Linked DNA regions of Homo sapiens: region 1 is linked to region 2. Evidence: chromatin loops called from intact Hi-C (ENCODE). Cell type or tissue: PC-3. All regions are shown on one strand. Links, peaks and the distances in the headings refer to the core of each region. The heading gives the core; the rest is flanking DNA.

What was found. Peaks named below come from ENCODE experiments on the same cell type or tissue, not always from the same donor. Only the 100,000 strongest peaks of a DNase experiment are listed, where the experiment ranks them.
Region 1: it touches region 2 in a loop (2.1-fold over the local background); 3 of 110 quality-filtered maps call a loop at or near these places.

The regions. Positions count from the first base shown.
Region 1 is chr3:87,293,607-87,302,514 of GRCh38, forward strand. No RefSeq gene overlaps it. Among named protein-coding and RNA genes, the nearest start is that of POU1F1, 21 kb to the left of the region's middle. In PC-3, for the core only: a CTCF peak has its summit at 4,698 (motif pointing right); a DNase peak (open chromatin) is centred at 4,705.
Region 2 is chr3:87,763,160-87,772,067 of GRCh38, forward strand. No RefSeq gene overlaps it. Among named protein-coding and RNA genes, the nearest start is that of HTR1F, 25 kb to the right of the region's middle. In PC-3, for the core only: a CTCF peak has its summit at 8,304 (motif pointing right); DNase peaks (open chromatin) are centred at 3,762 and 8,292.

The DNA.
Region 1 (8,908 bases), core at 278-8,277, 470 kb before region 2:
AACAAGAATTTGAAGTAAAAATATCAGTCCACCAATGTGCTCATGATATCCTACAACTTTACCCTGTAAATACAGTGCTTAAAATGAAGCATCTTCCAAAGCTTGTATTTAATCCCTTTTCATAAGCTAAGACCATCTTAGTATAGGCTATATAGCCCATCTACACATTTGCTTGAAATATTATTTGCAACTTCCTCTTAAATTGCAAATATTGCTATAGCATTGTCATATGTCAAATGTAACCCAGGAAGTATACAATTTGTGGATACAGAAGATGTCAGAGAGAAAGTATATTTATAGAATGGATAGTTACGGCACAAGAGAAAATCTATTAACATTGTCACATTAATACAATTTGTATTGTATCAAGATTTGTTTAAAGTATTAATAAGAAAATTGTTTAAATACTCCATTTCATAGTAAAAATGTTTTATACCATTCTTAATGTGCATATTTACCTAGGGTAACTGGCAGTTTTAAACGACAAAAACCTTGATCAGAAAACACTTAAGTCATTTCAGAATTAAGGGTTGTTTACCACAACGTCATAAGCTGTTATAAGTTTGGTGAAGTCTAATTTTAACTATAATGTCAATAGCAAGTACTGTGAGTAGGTGTTAAAACTTTATATACTAAGTATGTATACTAAAACTTCATATACTAAAAGCAGGTTAGGTAGGAAAATGAACTGTGTTAGTCTGTTTGCATTTCTATAAAGGAATAGCTTTGTCAGATGTATAGATCGTGAAGATTTTCTCCCAGTTTGTGGGTTGGCTCTTTACTCTGCTGACTGTTCCTGCATATCTGACAAGGGACTAATATCCAAAATCTACAATGAACTCAAACAAATCAGTAAGAAAAAAACAAACAATCCCATCAAAGAGTGGGCTAAGGACACGAATAGACAATTCTCAAAAGAAGATATACAAATGGCCACCAAACATATGAAAAAATGCTCAACATCACTAATGATCAGGGAAATGTGAAATGAAACACAATGTGATACCACCTTACTCCTGCAAAAATGGCCATAATAAAAAAATCAAAAACCAGTAGACATTGGCATGGATGTGGCGATCAGGGAACATTTCTACACTGCTGGTGGGAATGTAAACTAGCACAGCCACTGTGGAAAATAGTGTGGAGATTCCTTAAAGAACTAAAAGTAGAACTACCATTTGATCCAGCAATCCCACTACTGGGTATCTACCCCAGAGGAAAAGAAGTCATTATTCGAAAAAGATACTTGCACACACATGTTTATAGCAGACAATTCACAATTTCAAAATCGTGAAACCAATCTAAATGCCCATCAATCAACGAGTGGATAAAGAGACTGTGATATATATATATATATATATATATATATATATAAAATCCCATATCATATCATATATATCTTATATCATATCATATATATACACATCATATATATATAATGGAATACTACTCAGCCATAAAAAGGAATGTATTAACAGCATTTGCAATGACCTGGATGAGATTGAAGACTATTATTCTAGGTAAATTAACTCAGGAATGGAAAATCAAATATTGTATGTTCTCACTGATATGTGGCAGCTAAGCTATGAGGACACAAAGGCATAAGAATGTGACAAATGGACACTGGGGACTTGGGAGGAAGAGTGGGAGGGGGACAAGCGATAAAAGACACATATATGGTGCAGTGTATACTGCTCGGGTGATGGGTGCGCCAGGATCTCACAAATCACCACTAAAGAACTTACTCATGTAACCAAATACCACCTGTAACCCAATAACTTATGGAAAAATAAAAATTTAAAAAAGGCATACCTGAGACTGGGTAATTCATAAAGAAAAGAGGTTTATTTGGCTCACGGTTCTGCAGGCTGCACAGGAAGTGTGATACTGGCATCCATTTCTGGTAAGGGCCTCAGGAAGCTCACAATCATGGTGGAAGGCGAAGGGGGAGCAGGCATATCACATGGCAACAGAGAGCAAGAGAGAGAAGGGAATAGGTGCCAGGCTCTTTAAAACAACTCAGTGCATGAACTCATTCCCACAGGGAGGACACCAAGCCATTCATGAGGGACCACCCCCATGACCCAAACACTTACCACCAGGCCTACCCCCAACATTGGGAAACATTTCAACATAAAATGTGGAGGGGATAGATATCTGGACTATATCATGGGCTTACACTTAAATCTCTTTATTTCCTAGAACAGGTTCTTCATTACTTGAGAACTACCTACTGTATTTCCCATGGCTCCAATTTATGAAATTTGAATGTCATGGCATTTACTGGGCATTCACATTTACCATTACCATAGCCATGGTTGCATTTATGCAAGTAACAGTCATGTCTTTGTCTTTGAATTAGTTTATGACTAATGTTCATTTAATCAGAATGGACATTAATAAAACACTAGCAGAAAATGTGTCATTATCTTTGTAGCAGCAATAATCTATAGTATAAGCAGGCACTTTCTACTAAATTAGTATCCATTTTTACTAAATCTCATTCTACTAGCTTTCAGTAATTCATGCATCTTCAAAAGTTACCCAATGCAGTACTCAAGAGTGGTTTATTTATTAAGAGGTTCTACATTGTAGGGTGTCAAAGGATGGGCTAGGCAGTCCCCAAGTCTAAATTAAAAATTTTAAGCATGATGGTTTGAGTTGCAGTTTTTCTATTCAGACTGAAACTATATCTTAAAACAGTTATTTAGAGACAGGAAAAGCACTTTTAGCAAACATATACAGAGATAAATTGTTTCAGGAAATAAAAATAGGCTTTCTCAATGTTATGTCAACTCAAATTCTCAAGAAATTATCATCGAATAGAATTAGACAGTTTTCCTGTTGCTCATTCAAGCAGATGGTCGGCATTGACCATCATTTAATGATAAAGCAACACAGAACAACAATATGAATTTTCTCCTCAAAAGAATATTAATACTTTGATCAGTATAAAGTATTCGCTATATAGGTTAAGTAATGAGTGTCTAGATATGTCTCCACAGAGGTACGTGCTACTATGGTTTTGGTGATAAGTTATGGTTTTTCTATAGTTTAGTAGAATATATAAGCATTATGAGACATCACTTTTTTTGCTATAGAAATTACATTAAATTTGTTTTACGTTAGGAAAGCCTACAAGAGTGTTGGATATTGTTCATTTGTTTGTTTTTTGGTCTGGATGGCAAGTAGAAACTTCAATCAGAGTTGTCTTGGCAACTTCATTATTAAATTCCTGTAGGGTCTGCTCTGATTAGGGAGCAAAAAAGCAATAAACAGATTGTGAACCTCCAGGTTCCCAAAGACTTTGCATCTTTCCCATAATTTGGCACTAATATACTAGGTAGATAAAATGCTCATATTCTTATTACTCCTTTCATTTTAAAGAAGGTTTTGAAAACAACCAACCACACGAAACCTCAACCAATAATTCTTTAAGTTACTGGTAAAACTGATCATTTTTCCCCAAAAAAGGTCTTCAAGAGAATAAAACCTACAGTAAATTTTTTTATTGAGTATATTTATGCTTTGTACCCAGACTATTTTTTAAAAAATTTTTAAGTCACTTACAAAAAAAGTATTGAAAGCCAGAGAATTACAAATGAAGCAAGAAAAGAAATATCCAAGTTATGTAGCAGAAAGGATGCAGAGAGGGGTACTGTGACCTTTGGTTCATGGCAGGCACATGGATGACTACATTAAGGGAGACAGCAAATATTCCAAGTACTAAATGTTTTCATGGCAGCACTGTGCAACTAGAGCACAGCATAAAGACATGAGCGTTTCTAGAATCCCCTCCGAAAAACGCTCAGAAACGTGACTTTATAAACTTTGCCTGTTACAAAATTTCACCTTCAGGGTGCATCTGCTTTGCCATTTCTCCCCTACTTTATTTTTCTGCCCCAGGAAAAGAACAGTAAACTGTTATCCAAAATATGTTTGGAAGGATGAGTTAAACAAAATTAAGAGCCAATTGCTGAGAGTTAATCCAGAGTGGTAAAACTTTTATTTCATTTATTCAATAAAAACAAACAAAGTTTCTAAGCAGGGATCTGTCATTCCTGGCCTCTCCCCATACAAACACTCTAGAGTTAAATTATAAGCCTTTTGTAAGCTGGCACCAATACTTCCATTCTAATTATTTTTATTTTAAATGCAGGTTTACATTTCTGTTAATTGTTTAGGTGATTTCCATGAATAAAAGAAATTAGAGAACTTGAGAGGGGAAGAGAGAGGCCTGTATTGCAGGCTACTCTGACTGTAGCATGCAGTGATCATTCACCCACAGACTCAGGAAATACAATGGAAAATTGATTAAAGGCATGTTTATTATTGATGAGTGTGCATCGCACAAATTGCGTTCAAATAGTCTTAAAAATTCTTAAAATGCTTTTATATAAAAAATTTAGAACAATTTCAAACAAAAAGTTGAATTAAAAGCAATTCTTGTACCTAAAGTCAACTCCTCATTAGAAACTTTTGCTATTACAAACGTTTTCCAGGTCTTGGATGGACACTTTTACTGCATTTTTAAATGAATTTTTAAAAAGTAAAATTCAAATTAGCTAAAGTAACTTTACGTACTTTGCATACAGTACATTACTTAACTTTCTAGATTCTCACGGTCCACTTTCATACTATGCCCACTATGTTTGCTTTTTCCTCCATTATACTGGCAATTTCTTTAATTACACCAGCAGGTGGCACTATGATACACTGAACCAGGGAAAACAAAATGAATTGTTAACATTTCGCTGGGACTATTGATTGCTGTCAGGAAAATCAACTTCTAAAGTCAAGTCATATTTTAATATTTTTCTTTATTAAAACCTGCAAATAAAAAGTTAAAGCTTGACTTCTGGGTACTTTTATGAATTATACAGAGATGATGAAAGGTATATATCTGTTTCTTCAGAAAATTTGGAGCTATGCAAAAGAGGAGCACCCAGAATACACATTGAGTGTGTTTCCAGGGCAAATCTGCCTAAGATAAAGGCAGATATTTATGAAAAGCTTTAAAGTGGCATTTGCTTAGAAGGTTCCAAATGTACTTATTTATTAATAAAAAAAATTATACTCCATAATGAAACTGTTTAAAATCAACTCTGAATCATCAGTAAATGATAATTATTTGTTTCAATTTTCAAGAAAAATGTAACAACTATTTATTTTATTGTTTTATCTAATCTTACCACTGAAACCATCAATACATGAACGATTATAATATTTTTAAAACAAAGTTATGCTGTACTGCAAAGTATTTTCAAAATTTGCAGTACCAAAGATCACATTATATATGTTTGCTAGCATAAGTTTTGCTGAATATCAGAAAGTGTTTAAGGAAAATCTACTCTACTGAGGGAATATTGCTTTATTTACTTTATAAACTTGTATCTCTACGTACAATTGAAATAAGATATATGTTTTTAGTTTAATATATTCTCACCAACACCCTAGAACAACACACTAGGAAAACTCTTTAGGCAGCCAAATCTAGGCCACCACTCATTTTGTAAATAAAGTTTTACTGGAACGTAGCTATGTATGTTCATTTGTGTATTGTCTATGAATGTTTCACACCAACAGCTGAGTTGAACAACTGTGTTATAGATGGGCTGGCCCACACAATCCAAAATACTTATCTGCCCTTTACAAAACGGTTTGCCAACCTAATTCTTTTTTTTTTTTTTTTTTGAAACGGAGTCTCGCTCTGTCGCCCAGGCTGGAGTGCAGTGGCGCGATCTCAGCTCACTGCCAGCTCCGCCTCCTGGGTTCACGCCATTCTCCTCCTGCCTCAGCCTCCTGAGTAGCTGGGACTACAGGCGCCCGCCACCACGCCCGGCTAATTGCTTTTGTATTTTTAGTTAGAGACGGGGTTTCACCGTGTTAGCCAGGATGGTTTGGATCTCCTGACCTCGTGATCCGCCCGCCTCAGCCTCCCAAAGTGCTGGGATCACAGGCGTGAGCCACCGCACCCGGCTTGCCAACCTAATTCTAAAATACAAGTTTGATTTATTTTTTTTCCTTTCAAATTACGTAAAGAAATTGCATGAATAAAAAGTACAATAATAATCTAATATATGCTTGTGATTGCTCTCTACCAATTGTTATACAAATAATTAAATGAAACATCAAAATTGATTAATTAATACTGAATTCTTTAGACTTCAAATAATTTTGGATGGATATCCCATGAGACACAGGGGATACAAATAGTTATAACACTCTGTTACTCATATGCAGGAGCTTATAGTGTTTTTGCAGAGGTAATATACTTAAAAAAGAGAACTGCTAATACAAACCAAGTTAAGCTAAGTTCCAAAGATTAGATATAGTGAATAAATGCTGTAAGAATTCAGGAAAAGGATAGATGATTGTTTAAGGTAACTAAATTTGGAGGCTATGTAATCAATAATAATTTTAAAGATGGAGAGTTTGCTTAATCCTAAGAAGTAGGATTCACAAGTTTGGTTAGCAAGGGTAAGAAAGAACATTCTAGACCAAAAGAATAGGTTGACTCATTTTGATGTAGGTACATGTATTCCAAACATTTATAACATTTTATAATTTATTTTATTATTAATATGTTACTATGTTCTTGAGTTTTTGATGGTTTTGTCATTTAACTTAAAATGGAAATATGTATCTAATTTGTAAAGGATAATTCCTACCAGAAACATATTGTATAGAGAAGTAATCGCTAAATGATGACTATAAAAAACTACAGTTTATGTGGTGCCTAAATTCGTTTCCTCCCAGTCTCCAAAAAAGAGTGATTTTTAAATTCAGTTAAGTATAATCAAAACAATATTAGTAGAGCTTACTATACAATTGATCCTGGTTTTTAAGTACCTAGGCATACAAATATTTTATCTGAGTATGTCAAGAGAGACAGTTCAAGGGAATAGAGTTTGTTAATACAGAAGACAGAATAATACTATATATTTTATCTTCAACTTAATCTGTGTGCTTTCATTTCAAGGGCCACAAGTGTTAAGATAATTCAAGAGGTTAGTAAAAATGTATAATGAATTATTATCGGATTGAAACAGGTATTCAATGTTTTTAAACAGAGTTTTGCTTCATATTCAGAGGAAAAGGAACAAGTTAAAAAGCATATTAAATGTTGTTTCAGTATGACTGTTCTGTCTTCAGTGGAAATGCTGGGCAGTTTTGATTGCTTATTCTTTGCTTATTTTAAAATACATTGTCTAGAATTTTCTTAGATAAATTTGAAATTAAGAAAAGAAAATAAATCTTCTTAGGATTTACTTCTGCTACAATTTAGAGTGTGAATATAGAGAAAGACCTAAACAATATGACTTTGGAGTACAGGAATTATAGCATTAAATAGGATATTGGTAGAGCAGGAAATTCTAATTAACTACAGTAACATGTCAGTTATTTGGCACTGTTCGATAGAAATAATAGGATGTGAATTTCTATTAAACACATCCTATTACCGTTATTAATGTATAACATTACATGTTATACATTACAAATAACATGCCAAATAACACTGTAATAGTATGTGTTCAATAGAAATTTTTGTCTGTGAAACTAGAGACAATCCTTTTCAGTGTTAAAACATTTTAAAAAACATAAATAACTAAGATTCTTGAAGATTATATAATATTTATTAGTTGATGCAAGATCATCATCAATATCAGTCATCCTCATCTTATTAGGCATCAGTAGCCACATTTGCCACTCTAATTAGAAGGGCAAACAGATTTGGACAAAACTAATTGTGGCCTATGGGAATATTGTTTCCCATTCTTTAATTCCTTCCTCTGCCATACGACCTTGAAGTGCACTAGAGTCCGTGAAATGCATTGCTCTGCTCCATCCATGTTGGGCTTAGTCAAATGATTTTTTTAGGCATATGCAATATGGATAGGTCTTAAGAAACACTGTGTATTTCTACTTGCTTTCTTATGCTCATGTTAAATGTCAAAAGAAGAGTATGCCCTGGATAGCTGCTGGTCCCAGAATGAGACCTGTGGAGCTCCCTGGAGCCCCACCGATACCCTGGAGCCCCACCCAGCTGACCCACAGCCTGAAGCAGAACTGCCCCATATAGATTTTTGAACAAGAAGAATAAATGTTGCTGCTTTTCTGAGCCATTGAATTTAAGTAATAGCTCTGTACTATACAAGATATTCTGCATAAACCAAAGACTTTATTTTTGGTGACTTCAGCTTATATTAATCTATAAGTCATGAATAAAGCATAAGGCTTGTTTTTGAAAATTGATGGTGGAAACCTCACTTAGTTTTTTATACATGCATAACGCAAGTTAAGCTGTAAATTGTAGAAATTTCTGAATCTTTTCTAGATGCGCGATCAGTTTTACCTGTATCTGAAATAGATGGTTCATGGAAGCACCTATAGCCACAAATGAATTTTCGTACTTATTTGATAAGGTTTAGAATTTCTTTAACAGGGTAGGGAGATGTGTTTGATTTTACAATTACATTAAATGAATAAACTAATGGGAGAGAGTAATTTTTTGGTAGATTGTCTCCAAAAATGGGAACCAGCAATTCCTCCCATTCCTATTCTATGTATGCTTCTCCTTTATCAAAAGATGGGGTCTGTGACTCCTCTCTTTTAATCTGTGCTGGCCCTGTGACTTGCTTTGACCCTATATCAGTTTTGGGTGTAGAGCTTAAGAGATCTGACAGTTTCCACTTTTGCTGTTTTGAAAGCCAAGCACCAAGTAAGAAGTTGAATCTTGTTGGAGAGAGAGGACCAGCCAGTCTCTGGCTGTTCCATTCACCCTAGCTGAGGTATCAGCCATGTAACTGAGGCCAACTTGATGGTGCAGCTATAGTCCAACTTCCAGCTAAATATGTTTGCCTAAATTTCCTCAAGTAATGCTCTCTGGAACTGAGGGGTCCAGCTG
Region 2 (8,908 bases), core at 387-8,386:
ATTCCCAGATTAGAATAAAAGCCAAAGTCCTAAAATGGCCTGACACACTAAAGTTAATCACTACATCCCCAGACTTTACCTCTCTGACCTCATCTCACCTAAGCTTTCCTCCTTTCAGTTCTCTTCAGCAAGACTGTCCTCATTGCTATTCCTCTAACATACCAGGACTCTTCTAGTCCATCATCTTTGCACTTGCTGTCCACTTGATTGGAATGCTTTTTTCCCAGATAGACACGTGGATTATTCCCTTACTTTATTTAAAACTTTGCTTATGTTGCCTTTTGAGTGAGGCCTTATCCTACTGTCTATTTAAAATTCCAGCTTTTCCCATCATAGTCTGTACTGTCTACTCTCCTCTGACCTTTTTTTTCTATAGTATGCTGTATAGGTTTTTTAAAAATGTGATTTATTTTTTGTTTCCTGTGCCAGAGATACTATTGCTCAGCAAACATTAATGTGCCCCCCTTATTTTGCAGATCATTTGAAGTTAGGCAAGGCCAGTTGTTTATATGGCCTATATTCATGTGACTAGTTCTTCTGGTCCAAATGACATGCACCATGTCCAGGCTAAACAGTAAAAGTAGGGTCTCTTCCTATGCTGAAGTATTCAAGGAGGAGGCTACATGTTCTGAAAGGCACAATTACTGAATAAAGGAGTTTCCATCAACCTGGATTCCTGAGTGACTCACGAATATCATCACCTCTAGAAACCATGATGGACTTGCAGTGTGTCCGTGAGTGAGAAATGAACTTTTGTTGTGTTAAGCCACTGAGCTTAGAGGGTTGCTTGTCACCACAGCATAATTTAAACTATCTTGATCTTGACAATACATTCCCTCTGTGAAAGCAATAATATTTTTTCTTTTTCATTTTTGTTAACGTATGTATTCCCATAACATCAGACAACTACTAACACATAGTTGCTAAATATTTGTTGAATGACTGAATAAATAAATAAATGAGTGAATGGTATCCATATATTAATAATATTGTATTCCTTAACAATTAAGTGTACATTAAACCTGTGTACAAAGATTTGTTTAATAAGTACTCTGGATTTAGTCTATAGGCTCACTGAAATAAAATGTGCCCAAATCTAAATAAGTGTCTGATGAGAGAGATTAAAAAGTTATAAGGCATGGGAACATTTTTTCTGGTGTGAGATGGTTCTGCTAATTGTAGAACATCTAGAATCCCAAATGTATTCCATTTGGAATTCTAGTGGTGCCTCTCTCCTTCCCAGTGAATAGAATGTCGAAAAAAAAAAAACCCAATTAAAAAAAAATAGAAACTCTGAAGACTGGAACTATCCTCATCTAGAAAACTTGATTTTTGTGAAAATTACTAATAAATTGCAAAAAAAAAAAAACCATTTAGCTGTCAGAAGTTTCCTCTAAAGAGAATGAAAATGTTTTATTTGATATCTGAATAATTTGAAACACTGTTGGAAAATGATGTAAAAAAAATTTGAAGACCTAGAAAAGGGATTGACAAATTTTTCTCTAAAGTATTTTTAGACTTTGCAGGCCACACACGGTCTCTGTCATATATTTTTCTGGTTTTTTGTTTTGTTTTGTTTTGTTTTTGCTATCTTGTTTGTTTTGTCTTATTTTTAACCCTTTAAAATGGGAAAGCCATACTTAGTTCTGGGGGCATACAAAAACATGCTACAGGCAGAGGGCAGAATTTAGCCTGCAGGCTGGCCAAAATTTGCCAACCCCTGCCCTAGCTCTCTCCCCTTACACTCTTAAAAAGTTTTTGAGGACCCAAAGAGCTACTGTTTATATGAGTGGTATAATATTGACATATATAATATCAATATTTACTGTATTCAAAATTAAAGCAGCGAAAGTTCTAAAACATTAATTCCTTTTCCAAAAACCAAAGTTAATTCATTATGTGAGATATAATTAATATGTATTTATGAAAATATATTTTTTCAAAACAAAATGAGAAGCAAGTATTTTACATTTTTGTAGATTTATTTAATGTCAAGTACTAGAAGATGAATGGATTCTCATATATACTTCTGCATTCAAGGTATACATTGTTTTGGTTTAAATATATGTAGACAAGATAGTCTTATACAGGTATGTAGTAGGAAAAGATAAGAACATTTTAATAGGCGTTTCAGATGATTGTGAATATTATTTTTAAATGCTACATCAATACTCATCATGTCATAGTTTCTCAAAAGGTAGTTGCAACGTAGAATAGGAAACCATGTCAATGAACTTTATAAACTCTGTTACACTAAAATTTATATGCCTGTCTTGGACTTTGAATAGTTCTTTACCCAGTCATAACTTTATAAGCATTGGTCATTTGGAAAATATTGGTTTACTAAGCTATGCATACCTACAAAATGTTGACTCTTTTATTAGTCTAAATTTTTAACAAGCGTATTAATTAATATCACCACCAATTGTGTGATAAAAGACTTTAAGTATTAGAATAACAAAGTGATAGACATTCTAATTTTAATTTTATGTTGATATCTCACATTTTATTGTTGAGAAAATATTGACATTTAATGGCCTTGAAGTGACAAGCCCATTTCATCATTTTTGACAAAAAATGCATCAAAACATCAAATGTGAATAAACGAACTTTGTCCCTAATTTTTCCAAGTTAAAAAAAACTTTTATTTCATGAAAGACTTATTCTAGCTTGCAATTTAAACAATGGCACACATGCTTTCTCTCAGAACAACTGTCATATTTTGGTATGTAACAAAAGTGATGACATGGTCAATGCTAGAGATTTAGTAAAATTAATAATATTTATTGCTTCATGAAAGATATTCTTAATTAAAACTTGTATTTTTTTCCTGTGACTGAGTGGTGGTGATGAACAGTGACTATTAGTTGAGTTCAGTTTCACTACTTTGATCCATGCCAGGACACCATAGTTTTCCCCCCATTGCTGTTCCACTGTGGTTGCAAACATCAACACAGTGAAAAAAGTAACATAACACATTATTATCATAATGGTTATTATCAATTTTATTATTTTAGCCTGTGGTAAACTTGAAAAGGTCACAGGGACTACTGTGTGTCCACAGATCACTTTAAGAACTGCTGTCTAGAAGTTATCCTTTGCAAGGAGGCAAACCCCTCCCTGCCAAACCTAAGCCTATCTTCCAAATGTTGGTGTAAGAAACTCCACAGATCCTGTCTCCAGTGAAGAAAGCATACCTTTTAAAGAAAGAAAAGTGTGTGTATGTGTTTGTGTGTGTGTCTGCATATGTTTAAAAACTGCAAATTGTCCTAAAAGCATACAGCAAATAAAGAAACATTTATTCAAGACAATCTAAATAATCACACAATAAGAACAAGGAGCATTTGTGGCATTTGAACCATGACCCATTTCTTTCCTTTCCCTTCCATCTTAGCATAGTAGAAACTTCAATCTAGTCGGGAGCAACCAAGAACATAGACTCCCTCTTTCTCCAGCTGCAATATCTTTCAGGAGAATTAAGGTCAGTTAAAATCTAGAATATCTCCCAGGAGAGGCAGGCTATCCGCGTTTCTCATGCCACCCAGCTCTCTGTTACAGTAGCCCTATTCCAAGGCAAGAATAACTGACCTAGCCCCCATTCTAGGACAGAAGCTAAACCCCAGGCACAGGAGTTGTAGAATGCTGAGACCTTGTTAACCTTCATCCCAGCTCACTTATAAGTCTAAGTGAGCTTGTCCCTTCCATGCTGGGAGGAATAAACTAAGAAGAACAAAGGTATGCAGTTCCAACCAGTTTCCTGCTTGTAAAACAGTGTGTCACTCAAAGACAAGTGAAACAATATCCCTACACTCAGCTTTAGAGCAGTCGTGCACAGATTTTGTTCAGGGGCAGAGAAGACAATAAGAAGAGAGAGCTCTGAAACACTCCCCAAAAGACCTGACTTTATTTGGAAAAGAGTACGGGGAAAGTTCAAGCTTAGGGACAATCTTGAAAACAAATAAGAGGATAATGGGAGCTCCATGAGTGTGGTGAGCTACACCATTTCCAATATAGAAAATATAGAAATCTAACAAAGAGAGCTAGAGACAGAGACGGGTAGTAAGAGGGTCCTCTTGGGTTGGAATGAAAACCAAAAATGAGTCTCATAGACTACCCTGGCAAAGAGTATCAAATTTTAAAAAAAAGCAGAAAAATATCCAAAGAAATAATGGCTAAAATATATTTTATTTTATTTTTTAACTTATTTTTTAATTTGTATGAATGTAGGACATTCAAATGCAGTTTTGTAACATAGATATATTGTGTAGTGGCAAAATATAGCCTTTTAGTATAATCATCGTCCAAATAATGTACATAAATAATTTCTCATCCTTTACCCTTCTCCCGCTGTCCCAACCTTCCAGGCCTCCAGTGCCCATTATTCCGCATTCTATGTTCATTTGTATACATTATTTAGCTCCCACTTATAATTGACAACATATAGTTTTTGATTGTACTAATTACCTAATCTAGGTATTTGCGTAGAGATTGTACTAATTAACATTCCCACCAACAATGTAGAAGTATTCTCTTGTCTCTGCAGCCTCACAACCTCTGTTGTATTTTGACTTTTTAATAATATCCATTCTGACTGGTATAAGATCGTATCTCATTGTGGTTTGAGTTTTTATTTTTCTGATTAGTGATGTTGAGTTTTTTTCATATGCTTATTGATAATTTCTATGTCTTTTCAGAAATGTTTGTTCATATAATTTGCCCACTTTTTAATGAGGTTATTTGATTTTTAAAATTGTTGTTAACTGTTTGGATTTCTTATAGATTCTGGATATTATTCCCTTGTTGAATGCAAGTTTTGCAAAAATTTTCTCTTATTCTGTAGGTTGTCTGTTCACTCTGTTATTTCTTTGGCTATGCAGAAGCTTTTTAATTTAATTAAATCTCATTTGTCTATTTTTGTTTTTGTTAACTTTATTTTTGAGGTGTTAGTCATGAATTTTTTTGCCTAAACATATGTTCAGAAGAGTTTTTCTGAGGTATTCTTTTTTTTATAGTTTTAGGTTTTGTATTTAAGTCATTAATTCATTTTGAATTAATTTTATGTATGGTGAGAGTTAAAATCCAGTTTCATTCTTCTTCATATGGCAAACCATTTTTTCCAGCACTATTTATTGAATAAGATGTCTTTTCCCCAATGTATGTTTTTGTTGACTTTATCAAAGATTAGTTGGCTTTAGGTATGTGGCTTTGTTTCTGGGTTTTCCATTCTGTTCCATACATCTATTTGTCTATTTTTATACCAGAACTACACTATTTTGGTTACTATAGCCTTGAGGTAATTTGAAGTCATGTAATGTAATGCTTCTAGCTTTGTTCTTTTTGCTTAGGTATGCTTTGCTATTTAGGGTCCTTTTTGGTTCCATATGAATTTTAGGATTCTTTTTTCTAATTGTGAGAAAAATGATATTGATATTTTTATAGAAATTACATTGATTCTGTAGATTGCTTTGGGAAGTATGGTCATTTTAATGATATTGATTCTTTTGATGCATGAACATGGGATGTTTTTACATTTGCTTGTGTCATCTATGATTTCCTTCCTCAATGTTTGTTGTTTTCCTTGTAGAGATCTTTCATCTTCTGGGTTAAATATATTCCTAAGTATTTTATTTTTGTAGTGATTGCGAATGGGATTGGCTTCTTGATTTTGTTCTCAGTTTGATTGTTACTAGTGTGTAGAAGTTCCACTGATTTTTGTACATTGATTTTGTATCCTGAAACTTTACTGAACCGATTTATCAAATCTAGGAGTCTTCTGGAGGACACTTTAACGTTTTCCATATGTAAGATTATATCATCAGCAAACAGATAATTTGACTTACTCTTTTTCAATTTGGTACTTTGTTTTTTTCTTGCCTGATTGCTCTGGCAATCAGGTTCTTCCAGTACTATGTTGAATAGGAGTAGTGAATATGAGCATCCCTGTATTGCTCTAGTTCTTAAGGGAAATGCTTTCAATTTTTCCCCATTCAATATGATGTTTGCTGAGGGTTTGTCTTATATGAATGTTATTATTTTGAACATTCATATAATTATCCTTGAATTATTCTTGCCTGATTGCTCTGGCAATCATAGTACTTCTGGTGCTATGTTGAATAGGGGTGGTGAATATGAGCATTCCTGTCTTGCTCTAGTTCTTAAGGGAAATACTTTCAATTTTTCCCCATTCAATATGATGTTTGCTGAGGGTTTGTCTTATATGAATGTTTTTATTTTGAAGTATGTTTCTTCTATGCCTAGTTTGTTGAGGGTTTATATCATAAGAGGATTCTGAATCTTATCAAATGCTTCTTTTGCATCTATTGAGATGATCATATGATTTTTGTTTTCTGTTTATGTGGCAAATCACATTTATTGATATGCATATGTTAAACCATCCTTGCATCTCTGGAATAAAATCCACTTGGTCATGATGAATTATCTTTTTGATATGTTGTTGCACTTGGTTTGTTAGTATTAGGTTTGCTAGGATTTTTGCATCTATGTTCATCAGGAATATTGGTCTGTAGTCTTTTCTGTTGTGTTCTTGCCTGGCTTTGGTATCAGGGTAATACTGGCTTCATAGAATGAGTTAGGGAGGAATACCTCCTCCTTGATTATTTGGAAGAGTTTTAGGAGGATGGGTACCATCTCTTCTTTGAATGTTTTATAGAATTTGGCTGTGAATCCATCTGCTCCTGTGCTTTTTTGAGGAGGGAGATTTTTTTAATTACTGATTCAATTTCACTACTTTTATTAGTCTGTTCAGGATTTCTGTTTCTTTATCATTCAATCTTCGGAGGATGTATGTTCCCAGGAATTTATCCATTTCCTCAGATTTCAAGTTTGTGCATGTATGGTTTTTCATATGTCTCTAATGATTGTTTTTTATTTCTGTGGTATCAGTTGTAATGTCTCCTTTTTTCATTTCTGAATACGTGTATTTTGGATCTTCTCTTTTCCTGGTTCATCTTGCTAGTGGTCTATCAACCTTATTTATCTTTTCAAAGAAACAACTTTTCATTTCATGGATCTTTTGTATTGTTCTCTTGTTCTCAATTTCACTTAGTTCTGCTCTAATCTTTGTTGTTTCTTTTCTTCTGCTAGCTTTTGGCTTAATTTTTTTCTTGTTCTTCTAGTTATTTGAGGTGAAATTTTTGGTTGTTAACTTGTGATGTTTTTATTATTTTGATGTAGGCATTTAATGCTATAAAATTCCATCTTAGCACTGCTTTTGCTGTATCCCAAAAGTTCTGGTATGTTATATCTTGATTTTCAATCATTTAAAAATATTTTAAATTTTTCATATTAATTTAGCCATTGACTCAAAGATGGTTCAAGTTTATGTTGTTTAATTTCCATATATTTGTATCATTTTCAGAGTCTCTGTAGACATTGATTTCTATTTTTATTCCACTATGGTCCAAAAAGATACTTGGCATGATTTTAAATTTTTAAATTTTTTGAGACTTGTTTTCTGGCCTAACATATGGTCTATCTTGGAGAATGTTTCATGTGCAGATGAGAAGAATGTATATTCTACAATTGTATATTCTACAAATATATGTTAGGTCCATTTGTTCTAAAGTCCAATTTAGGTCCAGTGTTCCTTTTGTTGATTTTCTGTCTTGATGATTTGTCTTATGCTGTCAGTGGGGCATTGAAGTCATCCACTATTATTGCATTGCTGTTTATCTCTTCTTTAGGTCTAGTAATTGTTTTATGAATCTGGGTGCTCCAGTGCTGGTGCATATGTATTTAGGATGATTGTATCTTCTTGGTGAATTGATGTTTTTATTAATATATAATGACCTTCTTTGTCTTTTTTTAAACTATTGTTTATTTGAGGTCTGCTTTATCTACATAAGTATAGCCACTACTGCTCACTTTTGCTTTCCATTTTCATGAAATATCTTTTTCCACCTCCTTACATTCCATCTGTAAGTGTTTTTAAAAGTAAGGCAAGTTTCTTATAAGCAGTATATAGTTGGTTCCTGTTTCTTTATCTATTTCTACAATCTATATCTTCTAGATGGAGCATCTAACCTATTTATATACAAGGTTGACATTGATATGTGAAGTTTTTTTTCCTGTCATAATCTTAACTGTTATTTAGTTGCTTTGTAGATTGTTTCTTTTTTTTTTCTTTTTGTCTTTGTGGTTTGGTGTTCAAGTGTGTTGCCATGTTGTTTCTTTCTCTTTTCTCCTTTGTGTAATTGTTTTATGGGACACTATGAGCACTATGCACTTGTGTCAGCAGATGTTGTAATGGACTGCATGTTGAACTGCCAGCCAGTAGGTGGCACTTGTCAGTGAAAGCCAGCTGCAGTGGTAGCAGTCGAGTTTATGCTTGATCTTTGATAACCAGGAGATATACTTGGGTGTCACAGGTGATGGGCTGGGCCTTGGAACTTCCAATGTTTCCAGTCCTGTGCTCTGCTTCCAAGATGGGGGTGGGGTTGCAAAGCTTGGCAGGACTAGGACAAGCAAGTCTGCACTTGGGTCATGCAATGGCAGGTGCAAGTGCTGGTCCTGATGGGGGTTAGAAGGCAGTTCTTAAGCCCCTGGAGAACTCTCCAGGAAGAAATGGAGCAATTGATGACGTTCTATGAGTTAATATAGGGAAGGAGGGGCAGCTTGGGCTCCAAATGCTAGCATGCAGTAGTGGGAACCGCCTCCATTCCATGCTCTCAACTTGGTGGGCTCCCTCCTGTGGCCTGTTACTGGTAGCAAGCTGAGACAGCCAGGCAAGTCACAAGCAATTTGTCTTCATATCATAAGACTGCTAATGCCATTAAACTCCCTGCCCAGGATGAAACCATAGCTCCCAGGCCAAATGCCTCCCAGTCCAGTCCTGTGAAAGCGAGGCACCCAACAACCACGATTACAGCTGGAGCACACACCACACTCA